Linked DNA regions of Homo sapiens: region 2 is linked to region 1. Evidence: read pairs that join two places in POLR2A ChIA-PET (ENCODE). Cell type or tissue: endothelial cell of umbilical vein. All regions are shown on one strand. Each heading gives the region's core, and the rest is flanking DNA. Links, peaks and the distances in the headings are about the cores only. Region 1 overlaps CSRP1 (cysteine and glycine rich protein 1). Region 2 overlaps NAV1 (neuron navigator 1).

Evidence for each region. Peaks named below come from ENCODE experiments on the same cell type or tissue, not always from the same donor. Only the 100,000 strongest peaks of a DNase experiment are listed, where the experiment ranks them.
Region 2: POLR2A ChIA-PET joins it to region 1 with 5 read pairs; 3 of 35 experiments call an interaction of 5 or more read pairs at or near these places.

Annotation. Positions count from the first base shown.
Region 1 is chr1:201,492,450-201,500,810 of GRCh38, forward strand. CSRP1 (cysteine and glycine rich protein 1) reads right to left here. Exons shown (of 6, transcript NM_004078.3): 2 at 3,743-3,855. The coding sequence starts at 3,854. Among named protein-coding and RNA genes, the nearest start is that of CSRP1, 10 kb to the right of the region's middle. In endothelial cell of umbilical vein, for the core only: no CTCF peak of the experiment used is centred there; DNase peaks (open chromatin) are centred at 832, 2,022 and 3,572; H3K27ac peaks cover 3,163 bases.
Region 2 is chr1:201,622,034-201,630,394 of GRCh38, forward strand. NAV1 (neuron navigator 1) reads left to right here. Exons shown (of 34, transcript NM_001389617.1): 3 at 820-1,573; 4 at 7,371-7,474. The coding sequence starts at 852. It overlaps LOC124904482 (a long non-coding RNA gene), which reads right to left. Exons shown (of 2, transcript XR_007066789.1): 1 at 8,326-8,361. Among named protein-coding and RNA genes, the nearest start is that of NAV1, 87 kb to the left of the region's middle. RefSeq lists a silencer at 162-546 and an enhancer at 6,404-6,905. In endothelial cell of umbilical vein, for the core only: no CTCF peak of the experiment used is centred there; a DNase peak (open chromatin) is centred at 3,258.

The sequences.
Region 1 (8,361 bases), core at 51-8,050:
TTGTAAGATCCACCAAAGACTCAATCAAGGGGAATTTTAAAGGCAGGCCTGAATAAATTTCTACCATATCATGGTAAGCCAATAAGGGGAAAAGAAAAAAAAAAGACTGGATTTGTTGGAAACACATACTTCCAGATGCCACTTTGGTGGGCCCTTGTGATACTGCTTGGAAATAAAGGGAAAAGGCAGCCCCAGGGGAGAGGTCAGAGCCCCCTTGCCCCACTCAGAAATAGAGAATGATTCTCTGCTTCTGGAAGGAAAACCGAGGCCCACAAAACAGTTCCAGATCACGTGTTGGCCAGATGCAGGGCCAGGCCAGAACCCAGCCCCTGACCTCCAGACCTGGTGGTTTTCTGCCAGCCATTGCTCCCCTCCAGTGGGCCACACATGTGGGGCCAAGAGGGTGAAAAGTGTCAGTAAGTCTCAGCCTGCAGGTGAGGAGACGCTGGTGTCAGAAAGTGTGCAAGGCTTCCGTGAGCTTCCCCTGTGCTCTTGGATTCTAGGGAACAGCCCAGGGCCAACCTGTGGGGCCCTGTTCCATCGGCCACCATCACAGAGTTCTTCTTTCCTCAGGGCTGGCTGCTTAACCCACCTTCCCCAGCAGGGAGCTGGGTACAGCTCAGAGATGGGCACATAACCTCAGGGCAGGTTCCCAGCCACGGAGCTGAGCTTTCCCACCAGCCTCTGAACCACCACCTGCTCATAGGATCTGGCAGCCCCTTTCAAGACCATGGGAGTATACTGTAGGCCCTCTCAGTCCCTGGTCCCAGGCCAAGCCCAGGGTGGAGGTCATTCTCCCCACCTTTGCCTATGACATCATCATGTCTTCCTCCCGCCCATTCAGACACTCAGGAAAGGGCACTGATATGGTTTGGCTGTGTTCCCACCCAAATCTCTCCTTGGGCCAAATGGAGATAATTGAATCATGGGGGCAGCTTCCGCCATACTGTTCTTGTGATAGTGAAAAAGTCTTACAAGATCTGATGGTTATATAAATGGGAGTTCCCCCATACAAGCTCTCTTGCCTGCTGCCATGTAAGACATGCCTTTGCTTCTCCTTTGCCTTCTGCCATGATTGTGAGGCCTCCCCAGCCATGTGGAACTGTGAGTCCATTAAACCTCTTTCCTTTATAAATTACCCAGTCTCAGGTATGTCTTTATTAGCAGCATGAGAGTAGACTAATACAGGCATGTAGGTGGGCAAGCTGAGTAGAATCTGGAGCCAAGAACCCACATGGTCACAACTGCTTTTGGGGACCCAACCAGGCCTGGCCAATGAGGGAGATGGCCCTTACTGCCCTTGGCCCAGACCTGGCTAGCCTCTCCCTTCCTCGGGAGGGAAAGTCCTTTGATTCAGTGGGCACCCTGAATGGGGTGAACACTTATCACCCACTTCACTGGAAAAGAGAAATGATGTGCCTTCCATTCATAAACAAATCTTTGTCAGGAACCCACTTTGTGCCAGGTGCTGTGTTAGGCATGATGAATGAGCAAGTTGTGGAGATGGCTCAGCCTGCTGGGACATGTGCAGTGCTAGGGGGTCCACTTGGTGCTCTGATATCCAATAGCTGCACTGGCCCTGAGACCCTAGCGTGACCTGAGACTGCTTCCTGCGGCTGCTCATTGCATAACACCCCCGCACCCCGCCAAGAGCCCTGCTCCCCAGCCTGACTTTCTACAACTGTTTCTCATCCGCAGCGCCCCTCACACCCTGCCCCAGGCCCTGTTCCTTCCTTCCTATGCCACCCCCTGAATTCCTGACTTCCCTCAACCCTCTGACCGACTACTCCTCCGTAAACAGGTCTGCAGGCAGGCACCCCCGCCCACAGCTGACCCCTTATGGTCAGTGATTAAGCAACATCTGAGAGCAAAGAGAGGGGCCCTTAGGACCCCAGCAGCCTAGACCCCCTTCCCAGCCAGCACCAAGCTCTCTCTTATTCCCTCTGGAAAGATAAACGGCTTGGAAATTCCTAAGAGTAGTGAACTGCTGATAACAAGACGCTGCTGTTTCTGGCCTCCTTTGCAGGCTGGAAGCCAACAAAGCTCCACTAAACCTTGTTTACTCCCCATTCATCAGACGCAGCCCTGGAGCTGTCACTCCAGGCCCGGCTGAGCAGGATGTGGGGCCCCTGCTGCCCTGTGCGGGGTGGCCTCAGGTGGGTCTACCTAGCGACAGGCAGAGATGCAAACGTCCATTGAACAGGTGGCTCTTGGCCCATCTGTATCCTACTCTGGAGCACAAATCATGAAACTTTGCTTCGTGTAATGCAGAACAGACAGGACCCCATTCTTGGATCTCCCCATCTTCAGGGGCCTCAGACCCTGGTGAGGGCTTCTTTGTATCACACCATCTTGCTACAGATCCCTCAGCAGTGTGCGTGTGTGTGTGTGCGTGTGCACGTGTGTGCGCATGTGTGTGTGCATATCATTTCTTCAACACTCATAATCATTTTAAGTGCTTTGTCTTACAAGCTTCTTTCATTTTAATTCTCACAACAATCCCATGAGGTAACTATTATTACCTCCTCCGTAATAATGAGAAAACTCAACCAGAGAGAAACTGAGTAACTTGTCCATCATCACACAGATAATAAACACCGAATCTTTTTTAACTAAGACATTCTTCTACCATCCATTCTGCCTACCATCATGGGGAATGTACCTTGGCGGGCACAGTGGCTCACACCTGTAATCCCAACACTTTGGGAGGCTGAGGTGGGCAGACTGCTTAAACCCAGGAGCTCAACGCCACCCTGGGTAATATAGGGAGACCCTGTCTCTCTAAAAATTTTTTTTAAAAATTGGCAGAGCATGGTGGCATGCATGTGTAGTCCTAGCTACTCAGGAGGCTGAGGTGAGAGGATCATTTGAGGTGGAGGCTGCAGTGAGACACTGCACTCCAGCCTGGGTGACAGAGTGAGACTCTGTCTTAAGAAAGAAAATGCACCTTGCTGAAGTTGCCTCTTCTTCTAACCCAGACCTTCTGCTCTGATCACAATGAACCAACTCATTTAGGAACCTGAGGAGAGGCTTCACCAAGTTGCCACATCCTGGAAACATCACCTGGCCCAGGTACCAGTGGGTGCAGCATCACGGTGTCAGGATCCCTGGGTCGACCTGACCTCTGTCAGTTGCTTGGTATTCTTTTGTCTGATTTCTTACTCATCTAGGCTTATGACTGGAGCAAACCTTGCTCTGGCTTCTTAGGAGTAGATATCAGGGAACTTTGTACTCCCTCTTCCTCTCATCCCAGGCTGAGTGGGAATGGGAAGTGAAGAACTGAACAGGCCAGCCTGCAAGGGGCTGAGGAAGGAGGAGCCCCACTCTTCCTCCAGATTCAGCTTCACCATGAGGTTGTGGCCTCTGTTGCCTTTGAACAAGAGATAATTAGGGTGCAAAGGGCTGAAAGTGTTTTCCTCTGAAATGGTGAAATCATGACAGGGAGAGAGAGAAGAGAGAGCTGAGTGGAAAGTTTTCTTAACCAAGTCTTTACAGCTTGGCTTTCAGCCCCTGAACGCCTGCCACCCCGACCCGCTCTGGCCAGTTCATCCCTTAGAAAGAAGCTTCTGAACGGAACAAAGAGGCCCTGAAGTGTTTCCCTGCCCAGCTGCGCTTCAGCCAAATGTCAAGCTGTTTACATCCCATGGGATCAGTTCCCTGGGGTGTTGACAGGCCCAGCCTGTGGGGGCAGGCCCGTCCAGGGTGTCCAAGGCAACAGCAATAGGGCCTGGGGCGTACTCACTGCACAGGAAGCAGGATTTATGGAAGCTGTTGCCTTCGCACTGAACCTCTTCGGCAAAGTAAACCGTCTTCTGACACACCCCACATTTCTTGCCTCCTCCCCAGTTCGGCATTCTGAAAAGGGACACAGAAATGGGAATTAATTTTACAGGGAGATGGAAACATCTCAGATTGTCCACGACAGAAATGCAACAGCCAGATCCAGAGGAGAGAAAGACAAAAGTAGAATGCCTGGGGGGCCACCAGGCCTGGCAGAGCACTTTCTGCTAGCTCTCGACAGCAGCCTCGCACGTTCTCGGGGATTTCCTCCCCCCAATCTAATCAACAGGTCTTTACAGAGCAGCTGCTGCATTTTCAGCCCTGTGCTAGGCACTCTAAAGGATGTGGATCAGCAGAAGAAGCAGGCTTTATAAAGAAGGCTCCAGCTGCAATAAAAATGGACTGCCTACCCCTACACACGTCAACATGGACGGATCTCAAAGAGAATGTGGAAGAAGCAGACAGACCAGAGCTGGGAAAATGCAAGTCCATTTGTAGGAAATTCACAAATGGGCTAAACTCATATTGCCAAGGGATGGACATATAGGTGGAAAAGTTACTACAGAAAAGCAAGGGAATGATGATCACAAGCTTTTACCTTAGAAGAGTTACCTCTAAGAGAGGGAAGGGACCATGACTGGGTTGGGAGACCAGGGAGGCTGGTAAGGCACTGCCTGGCAATGCTCTCCTTCTTAACTCAGGGTGGTTGTCATATGGGGGCTCACTTTATAATTATTCTTTGAACTGTACATGTAGGTTTTGTGCACACTTTTGTATATAAGCTATAGCTCACCACAAGAAAAAAGTTTTTTTTGTTTTGTTTTGTTTTTTAAATGCAGGGCTGGGCATGGTGGCTCACGCCTGTAATCCCAGCACTTTGGGAGGCTGAGGCGGGCAGGCCACCTGAGGTCAGGAGTTCCGGAGTTCCAGATCAGACTGGCCAATGTGGCGAAACACCATCTCTACTAAAAATACAAAAATTAGCCAGGTGTGGTGGTGCGCCCCTGTAATCCTAGCTACTCTGGAGGCTGAGGCAGGAGAATCACTTGAACTTGGGAGGCGGAGGTAGCAGTGAGCCAAGATAGCACCACTGCACTCCAGTCTGGGCAACAGAACAAGACTCTGTCTCAAAAAAAAAAAAAAAAAAAAAAAAAGGCAGGAGGTAGGCACACAGGGCAGTTATCAAACTTCAGAGTGAGGGGCTTTTGCAAAATCAGATTTAGTAACACCACCCCACATCTAATGAATTATAACCTCTGAGAATGAGATACTTGAGAGAATGAGGTACTTGAATCTGAATTTTTAACAAGCACCCCAGGCAAACAAAGCAGGTGGCCCAGACCAACTTTGAGATGCTCTAGGTGTTGGTTCAGAGCTGGCGTCCTGATGCCATGCAGGTTTGGCTCAATCTTGATCCTGCCACTCATTAGCTGTGTGACCTTGGGCAAGATAGTCAGTCTTTCCAAACCTTGATTTCTGTATCTGTTAAATAAGGATAAAAGCTGGGTGCAGTGGGTCATGCCTGTAATCCCAGCACTTTGGGAGGCTGAGGTGGGCAGATCACGAGGTCGGGAGTTTGAGACCAGCCTGACCAACATGGTGAAAACCTGTCTCTACTAAAAATAGAAAAATTAGTGGGGCGTGGTGGCACCTGCCTGTAATCCCAGCCACTCAGGAGGCTGAGGCAGGAGAATCGCTTGAACCTGGGAGGCAGAGGTTGCAGTGAGTCGAGATCGCGCCATTGCATTCCAGCCCGGACGACAGAGCAAGACTCCGTCTCAAAAAAAAAAAAGGATAAAAATAGCGACTTCACCGAGTATGTCTGGTGATTAAATGAGATATGATATGTCAAAGGCAAGGCACAGTACTTGGCACATATACAGCACACAGAAGTCCAAGTGATGCCTCAGGTCAGTGCCCACGTGGCCACAGAGCAGCACGGAAGGTAACACTAGTGAGTGTGGAGAACAGATGGGGCCTGCTTCTCTCCTTCCATTTCACTCGCTCACTCAACAGACGTGGCTGAAGGAGGAAGACCACCCTTCCAGCTCTTTCAACAGAAGTTCATGAGGGAAGGGCTATACAAAGCACCACCTACAGTGGGTACAGGCTTGGTGCCGGGGGTTGCCCAGGACTTGGTGAGTAAAGGACACAGGGAGGTGCCGGGAAATAAAGGGGCTGGGAGTCAGAGGGATCTGTTGCCTCAGGAGGCAAAGGAGCCTAAGGAGAGAGCTCACGGAACCTGTCACATGGAAATGTTGAAAACCGGGATGTGGCAACGAGAGCCCACCCTCCTGGTAACAGGGCTTGCACCAGCAGCTGGAGAGTCAATGTCAAGGGCAGAGGGAGATACAGTCTCCATTACTGGAGAGCTCCCATTTGAGGGTGACACGGGCCTCAGCTCAAGAAGGGATCCAGGTCACGTTCACCACTCTGTCCCCATGCTCTGCATAGCACTTGGCACGTGGCTGTTCATATAGGTGGCCAGGAAATAGCTGAGGAATGAATGAAGGATGCACTAATATCGAAAGCCACAGCTTCTGGGGCCATTTTCTCTGCATGGTGAATCTCTGCAGAGCCTGGCTCCTAGTGGAGGTGCTTGGTAAGCGTGTGCAGGCTGAGAGGCAGAGCTTACTGTGGGGAAGTGGTGTTAGTGATGCTGGGGGATCTAGGTAGACCATGCCTGCTGCATAAGCCCAGTTCTCCCTTTCCCAGGTTCTGGAGCAGCCGCACTTCCTCAGGCTCCCACACATCGCTGACATGCCCCGCAGGAATTTCTGTAACTGCTCACATCCCCATCTCTGTCTTCCTCAGATAACCCATGCGGCCTGAGCCCCCAGATCCAGGGACAGTCCCCATTCCCAGCCTCTGATGTTGCACTGTTCCTTCAGCCTCTTTCTGTACTGAGGACTGCTAGCTGCCCTTGTCAAGCAAAGGTTTGGAGCTGAAAACCGTACGATGTGAAGGACAGTTAGACAGGAACAGCAATCAGCAATGTGTGTTATGGTCGGCCTGATCATCGGCCATTTCCCCCTTCTTCCTTGCTACAAAACCCCGATTTTATTCAGGCCATTGAATGACTGGGGAGATGCCCCTTCCCCAGATGGAGGAACAGAGCCTCTGTCCCCTAAGCCAACCATGGAGATTCCATTCCCTTGCCAGTGGCTGGATCAGGAACAGGCTGAGACCATTTCTGGCCAGTGAGATGTGAGGGGAGGTCTGCTTGGGAAGCTCTTGTGAATAATGTATCCAGTTGTACAGACCCACACAAGCTCTCTTCTCCCTCTGATAAGGTGACTCAATGTGACCCTTGGAACTCAGCCATGGCACCCACACTGCCATGGACTGAATGCCTACTATGCATCAGATGGCTCATCTGCATCATCCCATTTCTTTATTTTTTCAAGATGGAGTCTCACTCTGTCACCTAGACTGGACTGCAGTGGCACAATCTCTGCTCACTGCAACCTCCATCTCCTGAGTTCAAGCAATTCTCATGCCTCAGCCTCCTGAGTAGCTGGGATTATAGGCGCCCGCCACCACCACCATACCCGGCTAATTTTTGTATTTTTATTAGAGACAGGGTTTCACCATGTTGGCCAGGCTGGTCTTGAACTCCTGACCTCAAGTGATCTGCCTGCCTCGGTCTCCTAATGTGCTGGGATTATAGGCATGAGTCACTGCTCCCAGCCACATCATCTCATTTCATCCTCATCATCCGAAGATAAAGAATGTATGCCCACCTTACAGACAAGACAAGCAAGGCTCAGAGCGGTTAGGCAAGTTGCTTATAGTCACACAGCTGGAAGAGATAGACCTGGGATTCTAATGCAAGCTCATCTATTTCTGAATCCTCTGGGTCCCAGTCACCATGCTGTGGCCCTTGCATATTTAAGAGGGGCTGCTCATGATAGGCATACAATACATCAGTGCTGGCCCTCTTCCTCGGCCTTCTCCTTTTCCAACCCCCTGAACCAGCAGGGGACATACTCAGGCCCCTAGGAACACCCCTAAGGGAGGAAAATTCCCCTAGCCACATGGTTGGGAGCCAGTTCCAAGCACTGTTTTGTTACAGACACAAAAGCCCTTCTCCCTCTGGGGGAGACCCACAGCTCCATACAGGCCTCCCCTTGTTTTCCCTGGCTCCGTGTCAGGGGCCCACATCCAGCAGGGCCCCAGGGAATCAAGAACATGGGCGGAGAAATGGGTGAAACCCAAGGACCTGCCAGTAAGGAAAATCTGCTCAGGACGTCTCTTAGCCAGGCTGCTCTTTTGAGCCTGGTCATTTAGTTAGGGCGAGGGTGGGGGGTCTCCCCTCAAGAGCCCAGTGAAAGGACAGGGCTCTATTGCCTTGAGATGAAAAGTGATGACTCTATCCCTAGCCAGGAAGGGTTTCAGGCAGTGCCTGTGGATGAGGTCCTGTCCCCCTCTGCCCACAAGAGGACCCCTCCAGGTGACCCTGCCTGTGGGGAAGAGGCTCAGCTGGAGGGAACCCTGGCAACAGGCAGGGCTCAGTCTTCACTCCACCTCCTCCCTTTCTGCCCTTCTCTCCAACAGCCAAATTCTGCCTGTAGGGAGGCC
Region 2 (8,361 bases), core at 185-8,184, 130 kb after region 1:
AGATCAAGTGCTGTTGACAGGGCCTGCACAAGGAACTGCCTTGAACCAAAGGTGGGACACTCAGTCTCTTTTAGACGAGGGTGGCAGGAGGTGGCAGAGGTCAGTTTTGTCATGGGGGGAGGTGGGTAGGGAATGGGCTGGAGAGGAAGACTGTGAGCCAAGTGACAAATGCCCAGTGACTATGGGGGTGGGGACAGCAGGGAGGGCCCAGGGAATGGCAGGAGCCTCAAGGGGCAGCATTTGCCAATTTACAAGTTTATGATCTGGGGGGACTGTGATTGGCCCTCCCACCCTTGGGCCCCAGCAGCATGTGGAAGAAGGTTGCACTGCACTGGAGAGTGTCCTATGAAGAGAGCCAGGGGTCAGCTGCAGTGATGAGAGGAAGGAACATGCAGGGCAGAGGCCGAGAGCATGAGGAAACTTGTTTAGTGTGGAGGACATTCTAGACTCGGGGTACTAGGAAAGGCCTGAGGGGGAGGAGCTGTGAGAAGGAGAGTCTGTCCCCAATCAGTGAACAGGAACAGAGTCAAAGAAAGTTAAATGAAGCCCATTTGTACAGCACATTGCAATTCACAAAGCACTTTCCCATATGTGCTTGCAGATGAGCCTCATAACAGCTTTTCAGAGCAGAGAGGGAAAGGGATTTGCCCAGAGTCCAGCGGGTAGCCAGTGACCCAGTCACAATGCGAACCAGGAGTGCCAGTGCCCAGTCTGGGTGCTCGAGCCTCCCCACAGACCCCAACATCCTCTTTCTACACTCAAGGATGGAAGCTTGTGGGGATGTGCCTGACGGTCTTTTTTTGCCCTCTCTCCCTGCAGGACAGTAGCCCACACTTCCAGCCTTGCAGACCATGAATGGGATGGCCAATGTGAATCCCGCCAGCCGCCCTCACTACGCCTCCGCCATCCCGGTGCCTCGTGCCTCTTCCCAGACCAGGATTCCTACACCGGGCGCTTCTCCCCAGCTGCGGCCACGCCAGGCCGGCCTGGCCCTGAGCCCACAGAGAGCAGCCTCCCCCAGACTGGGAAAGGCTGCAGGTCCTTCTAGAAACTCCTCTCCTAGGGCCTTCCGGGGGAGAGGCTCTCCCAAGTTTGCTGGGGCGGTGAGGGAGTCAGCTGAGGATGGGGAAGGCCCCTTCAGCTCCCCATGGAATAGTCCCAGGACAACCCCGAAAGCAGCCCTCTCCAGCCGGGCTGGATCCGGAAGAATTGGCGAGAGACAAGGCACCCAGGGAAAGAAGAAAAAAGCCCAGGAAGGGACTCCAGTCTGCCAGACCCGGGGCAGAAGCCCTTCTCGGACGAGCTTTCACGGAGAAACTCAAATACCAGGGGCTCCGGAAGGTCGGAAGCCTCCAAGCTGCCCAGGAAAAGACCAAAGAGATATAAACTACAAAAGTTCTGGGACCCCCAGGTCTTTGGAGCCTGATGAGGGGGCAGCTTCGTGGGCTTCCTCTCCAGTCTGCAGCCCAGTGCAGGGCAAGCGCCCCTCTCCCTCTCCGGGGGCCATTAGCTTCTCCTCAGTCCATCAGCAGAGTCAGCCAGTCACAGCCACGGTGGCCCCCTTCCAGTACAGGTGAGCTGGGGAGCAGGCAGGGAGGGAAGGGGGAAGAGCCATGCTGGGACCAAGGGGCAAGCCGGAAGAGGACAGGGACCCTGGTGATCAGTGGCTGGTAAAGACCAGAGGGCCCCAGGCGATACAAAAAGAAGTTAGGTAGGTGGAGGCCTACAGAGTTGGGGGCTTGGAGAGCTGAGATGGGATTGGGACCATAAAAGGGGACGCTGACTGAAGCTCTGATCTTTCTCGACTGTGGGGAATCCACAACAAAAAGAGTCTCATAAGGAGGGTACCCCTAAAATGTCCATTTTTGCTCTCTGGAACAATATAAAGATTGGGATGTCGTGGAAGCTTAAGCAGCTAGATACATAGGCAGTGTCAGTCTCACCCAATTCATTGTGGGACATTTGCCAACATTGTGAGTTAGACCAACTCTATTGGCTTGGGCACTGCGCCTTTACTTAGTAAGTAAAATCTACACTGCTTGTTGCACTCATACCTTGTACCTGTCTGTCTGTCTCTCACTCGTTTGCTCACTCCATTTGCTATAGTGCCTTGTGCATATCTGCTTATGTGCCTGGCATATCAGGAATTAGTAATGCTTTAGACAGACAGGTGTTGACATCCTTGTTGGTGGAGGTGGCCAGTCCAGTATTCACAACAAGATGGCCAACAAGCTAGTACATCCAGCTTTTTTCAGACACTGCAAGTTGATTGCATAGAAAAACAAACGCTTAGTCAACTACGCTTTTTTTTTTTTTTTTTTTTTTTTTGAGATGGCATCTCACTCTATCGCCCAGGCTGGAGTACAGTGGTGCGATCTCGGCTCACTGCAACCTCCGCCTCCCAGGTTCACGCCATTCTCCTGCCTCAGCCTCCCAAGTAGCTGGGACTACAGGCGCCCACCACCACACCTGGCTAATTTTTTTTTGTATTTTTAGTAGAGACAGGGTTTCACTGTGTTAGCCAGCATGGTCTCGATCTCCTGACCTCGTGATCCGCCCACCTCAGCCTCCCAAAGTGCTGGGATTACAGGCGTGAGCCACCGCACCCAGCAAACTATGCTTTTTTTAAAAAATAAAAATATAATTATACTAAAAAGACTTCAGTAAGTACACTAAATTTTAATTACTAATTATTATATAGTTTAGAAATGCCCAAATGCAAATTAAGTATCTTCCTGACTAAACTAACTTCCTATATTTTTTCCCCTATGCTAATGGAAGGAGAAACTCTCACTTATATTTTGGGCATAGAAAAGCTTGTACATCATCCCTTACACACCAGGGACCTCTGAGGCATCAGAGCGGCTGGAGGTGGGGGTAGGGAACCACTAGGAGCTTTAACCTTCAGCAGAAGGCAACTTGTGTATCTTAATCTCTGAAAAATTGAATGCAATTTAATATTACAGGACTAGGCCTTTGGAGTTCAGGACAAGGAAGTGAATGGTCCCAATACACTCTGCACATGTTTAGGCTTCATTTAGACTGTTACATTCAGTTGTGAACACCACGTTTTAAAAGGACATCGACATACAAAAACACATGTAGAGCAAGACTGACACGTTGCTGGGGGATCAAAAAAGGTGTTATAGGATGATGAAAGGAACTGAAGAAGTTTGCTTTGGAAAGGAAGGCTTAGAGAGGGTCTGAGCACTGTTTTCAAATATTTGAAGGGCTGTCATGTTGTAAGATGAATTAGATTTACTTGGTGCAGCTCCAAAGACCTGACTCATCACCATGGTGGTTAGAAGTTAGTTCAAGACAGATTTGAGGCTCAAGAGCAAGAACTTTCCAAAAAGTAGAGAGGATTACAAATTGACCGGAAGGCAGTGAACTCCCTGTTATTGCAAGAATTCTGACTTCACAGCCAAAGGGAGGTCTTACCAGGGTGACCCCTGGCTCTCAAAGCATATCTTCTGCCTGACTGTACTGCCTGCAAAGTGCACTGATGCTTCTTTTCCTAAGGGGCAACTCACTTACGTCCCCTTGTGACTTTCTTTACTTCGATTCTGAAGCTGATGAGAGAACTCAAGAAGCAGAAATGCAGGGCAGGCCTTCCTTTGAATGGCCTTTTTCCAATTAGTAAAATGTTTCCCTGGTGACTCTTTGACTTTCTTCTCCTACCTGATTCCCTTCATTTTGAATTCATTCTTTGGGAAAAGTGTCTAGGCATTAAATTGTTTAAGATTTTACATTATCTACCTTACAAGTCCCTTGGTATATTCAGAACCTGACATTTTCCAAAGAGCTCAGAATTCTTCATTCAAATATTTTAATGCAGCTTAAACAGAACCATGTTTCCTTCATTCAGCAAACATTTATTGCATGTTTGCATTTTAAACAGAAATGGAAATGTGTCACACCACCCTACCTCCTAGACCCTGCCCCTTTCAGTCTCTGGATTAGGGTTGGAGAGAGGGTCATGGCACAAAGACCTGACTCATCACCATGGTGGTTAGAAGTTAGTTCAAGACAGATTTGAGGCTCAAGGGTGCGATTAGGACCAAGGACACTCCGAGATGCTGCACGCCAATGGGCAGGCACCCAGCACACTCTGCAGGGCCTAGAGCTGCTGCCATGGCAGCTCTGCCAAGGGCCAGGCTGGGCCACCCTTCAAAGCTTCATAGCCAAGGAGGTGCCATCTGCTTCCTAGAATCCACAGACATTGTGTTTTTGTGGAAATCTCTCCTCCCTCCCTGCCACCCGCCCCAGCACCTCAGCCTTCTGCAAAGCCCCAGTGGAATGCAGAAGCAGAGGTCACCTGCTTCCCTCCCCATCTCCAGCCTGGTCATGCCTGACCTGCTTCTCCAGGGAATGAATCTTGCAGCCATCTTCTCCCCTGCCCCATCCTCCACAGCCCTCTCTTTTCAAGGGCCTTGGTGTGGCCTTCCCAGTGAAGCTTGTCTCCTCTCATCCATCACTTCCCTTTGGACCCAGAGAAGGTGCAATCCCCTGTCCGCTCTCAGGAGACCCTGGTCTCACACATCTAATTCCATCACATCCTCAACCTCATCCCTCTCTGCTATCCTGGAAGAGAGCCACAGCAGCTTCACCACAGCCCTTGCTGACTTTTCCCAACTGCCAGTGCACCCTTTACCACCTCCCTAACCCCCAACAGTTCTCTTCTTCCTGCATTGGGTGGGCCTTGGGTTGGACTTCAATTGGAACTATGGTTAATGGTATCAGGAGCGTAGGGTTACTGGTGTCACTACTGCAATTTTCTTCTCTCTGGTTCAACCTCTGCCTGACTTCTGGCATACAGAGTGCTGTCCACTCAGGCTGAGAAGTGAGGGCGGACATGGAGGCCTGGCCATGTTTGGAGAGATGGAGGCAGATGTGGATAAAAATACAGAGCTGACTGAAATTAGAGATAAAGCCTGCCTTCCTCAATGTTTCTGCCATTGGAGTTTCTGGCCCATATGACTGATGTAACCTCACCCACTCTTGCATCATATTAATGGCAGCAACAATCGTGACTGTAACTATTTCTTTTTTTGTTTTTAGTCTTTAATTTATTTACTGGAGACAGATTCTTGCTTTGTTCCCCAGGCTGGGGTGCAGTGGCACAGTCATAGCTCACTGTAACCTCAAACTTTTGGGCTCAAACAATTCTCCTGCCTCGGCCTTCCAAAGCTCTGGGATTAACAGTTGTGAGCCACCACCCTGGCCTATTCCTATTTTTCTTTTTCTTTTTTTTTTTGAAATGGAGTCTCACTCTGTCGCCCAGGCTGGAGTGCAGTAGCACGATCTCGGCTCACTGCAACATCCACCTCCCTGGTTCAAGCGATCCTCCTGCCTCAGCCTCCCGAGTAGCTGAGATTACAGGCATGCACCACCAAGCCTGGCTAATTTTTGTATTTTTAGTAGAGGCGGGGTTTCGCCATGTTTGCCAGGCTGGTCTCAAACTCCTGACTTCAAGTGATCCATCCGCCCCGGCCCCCCCACCCTAAGTACTGGGATTATAGAAATGAGCCACTGCACCCGTCTGCCTATTCTTATTTTTAACACTGGTTATTGCATACCTGCTCTGGCCCAGACGCTGTGCTTAGCTCTTTACATATATGATGTTAATCAATGAAACAGTTGACACATTATATAGAATTCCCTCTCCCCAGTAGAATTTTCTGTTACTTTCTCACCAATATGTTGCATCCCCTACTTCAAAATCCCAGGTCCATTCTAATTTCTTCCAAGAAACCAACCAACCCCAGTCTTTCTTTATCCCCTTGGCACTTGTGTACTTGGACAGACATTTAATTGACAATAAGAGCCTGGTGCAGTGGCTCACACCTGTAATTCCAGCACTTTGAGAGGCTGAGGTGGGCAGATCTCGAGCTCAGGAGTTCGAGACCAGCCTGGGCGACATGGCAAAACCCCATCTCTACAAAAAATATGAAAATCAGCTAGGCGTGGTAGCTTGAGCCTGTAATCCCAGCTACTTGAGAGGCTGAGGTGGGAGGATCATTTAAGCTCAGGAAATCAAGGCTGTAGTGAGCCTTGATCATACCACTGTGCTCCAGCCTGAGTGACACAGTGAGACCCTGTGTCAAAAAAAAAAAAAAAAAAGAGAGACAGTAGTACATGGCGATTGTCCCCATCATACCAAGCACCCCCAGGGGCCAGGATGAGGCCTCCTGCTTTCTCTAACGACACCCCACCCTGCACTATCCCCATCATTCACCTGAGGGGCCTGAGATACAAAAGAGCTCAGCACTGCCTAAATAGCTTAGAAAAAGCTGAGCAGAAGCAGCAAACACCTCACAACCCTAGACTGTAAAACAGATCCCAGCCTTGAGGGGCATCTTTTCACCCCATGATGGAAGCCGGACCCAGAGAGGAGAAGAGATCTACTCCAGGTTATACAGTGAGTTAATGGCAAAATTGAGCCCAGAGTCCCGGCCATCTAGGCATTGAAAAAAGTGAAAACTGGAGAGAGAGAAAGACAAATCTCAGTGGCACTGGAGACTCTCAGGGTTCCATGGCCCAGCCCTTCAATTTCCCCTCCTGCCTGCACAGCCCTCCCCTCCCCCTCCTGCCAAGCTGCCAAAGTCTCCATTTAGCTGGAGACAGCGGGCGGATGGGTGGGCGGGCCAGCTCCCAGAGCCTAGGGTAATTGCCTATAATGAAAGCTCCCACAGCCTTTGTTCCTGGGAGCAACTGTACGGTTGAGGTTGTGCTCAGAGGTCTGTGTGCACTTGGGAGCTGGTGCCCAGAGACCTCACCCTTCCTTCCTGCTACCACAACGGGCCCAGCAAGAGACCTGTCCTCCCGGGAGTCACTGTGATTGCAGCTGAGCCTACTCCTCCTTCTTTCCTGACCTACAAGCTGCCTGGACTACGAGCAAGCCCAAAGCCTGTGTGCCCCCTGAGCTACCAGGAATCAGTGACTTCAGCTTCAGAGGGAGCTCTTCCCTGTGTATATGTACATGGCTGTACATACATGCTCATCCTGAGGGCAAGGATCCTGGCAAGACAAAGGACCCAAGGCCTGGAGTTGCTAGGGTATCCCTCTGCCCTATAAGTGATAACGTTCCTGGGAAATGGGTAGACTGTAGAATGTCAAGGGGTGACAAGCATCGGGCATCCCAGTATCCTCTGGGGCTCCCTGCCTGGCGCAGCTTTGCACAGAAGGCCTGCTGCCTGCTGGAGGGCAGGCATGTGCACATACCCATCAGGGAGGGGCTGGCCCTGAGTGGTGCAGGGCACTATCAGAGAAGAAGAACCAAGTTCTAAGAGGGTTTTCTTAGCCCCATGGAGGGGCTTAGAGACCAGGACATCTCTACCATGAGTGACTACCCTTTCTTGGTCCCACAGGTTGCAAACTGACCAGAAACCTGGCCCCCTCTCCCAGGGCAGCTGGCCCCTTGATGGCTATGCTGAGCCCCTCCATGAGACTGAGGAGAGCTTCTCCTGCATGGGTAAGTGATCTGGGGGAGACTTCCTCCTAGGGTCGGGAGGCCACTGTGCTAGAGCTGCCTAGATGGAAGAAGAAGTGACCTAGGCTGGATGGGTCCATCTCTTGACAAGGAGACATCAACCTGTGAATTGCACTTTGAGTTTTCATCATGCTTGACTCAACCCAGGGTTGGTCCATCAAACCCAGGAGCCTTTTAGGGGCAGCATAGGGAAGTGGCCAGGGGATGCCCAGGCTATGGGAGTCACTGCATGTGTGTGTCATGTGAGAAGTCCTGACACAAAGGTAACAAGCTGGGAGTGAGAGCCAGGTTCTGAGTGGTGCCCAGGTTGAAAAATGAAGGTGCTGGAATTAGGGAGGCAGGCCAGAGCCATCTGGCTTGCTGCCTGACAACACTTCCCCTTCCAGGACCACTTTTAACAGGCCACTCCCACACATGTCCCCTTCCCCGTGTCATCCTGTAGTCATGAGATATCACCTGAGGCTCAGGCATGTGAGATTCACCAGGAAGATCCCTAAATTTCAAATACAGCAATATTCAATAAGGGCAGAGACCCTGACAGTCTCAGATGCATCTTCAGGTGCTCAGTGTCTCTGAATAAATGAATGATGCATGGATGAGTGAGTGTCTTGGGTACCATAGGTCAGGCCCTAAGTGGGTCAGATTCAAAACTCAGCAGCACTTACGGACGTGTGCTGATTTTCCTACAACATTAAAAAAGTATCTAGAGGATGGCTATGATTCACACCAGGGGTACATGAGGCTGCACACTGCAGGGAACCAGGTCAATCCTTTACTTTCCCAGACAAAGGGAAACTTGCCTCAACAAAGTAATAAATTTCCTTTTCACAAACCTGAGATTGTCCAGAGGGCTTGTCTCCCAGCTTTGT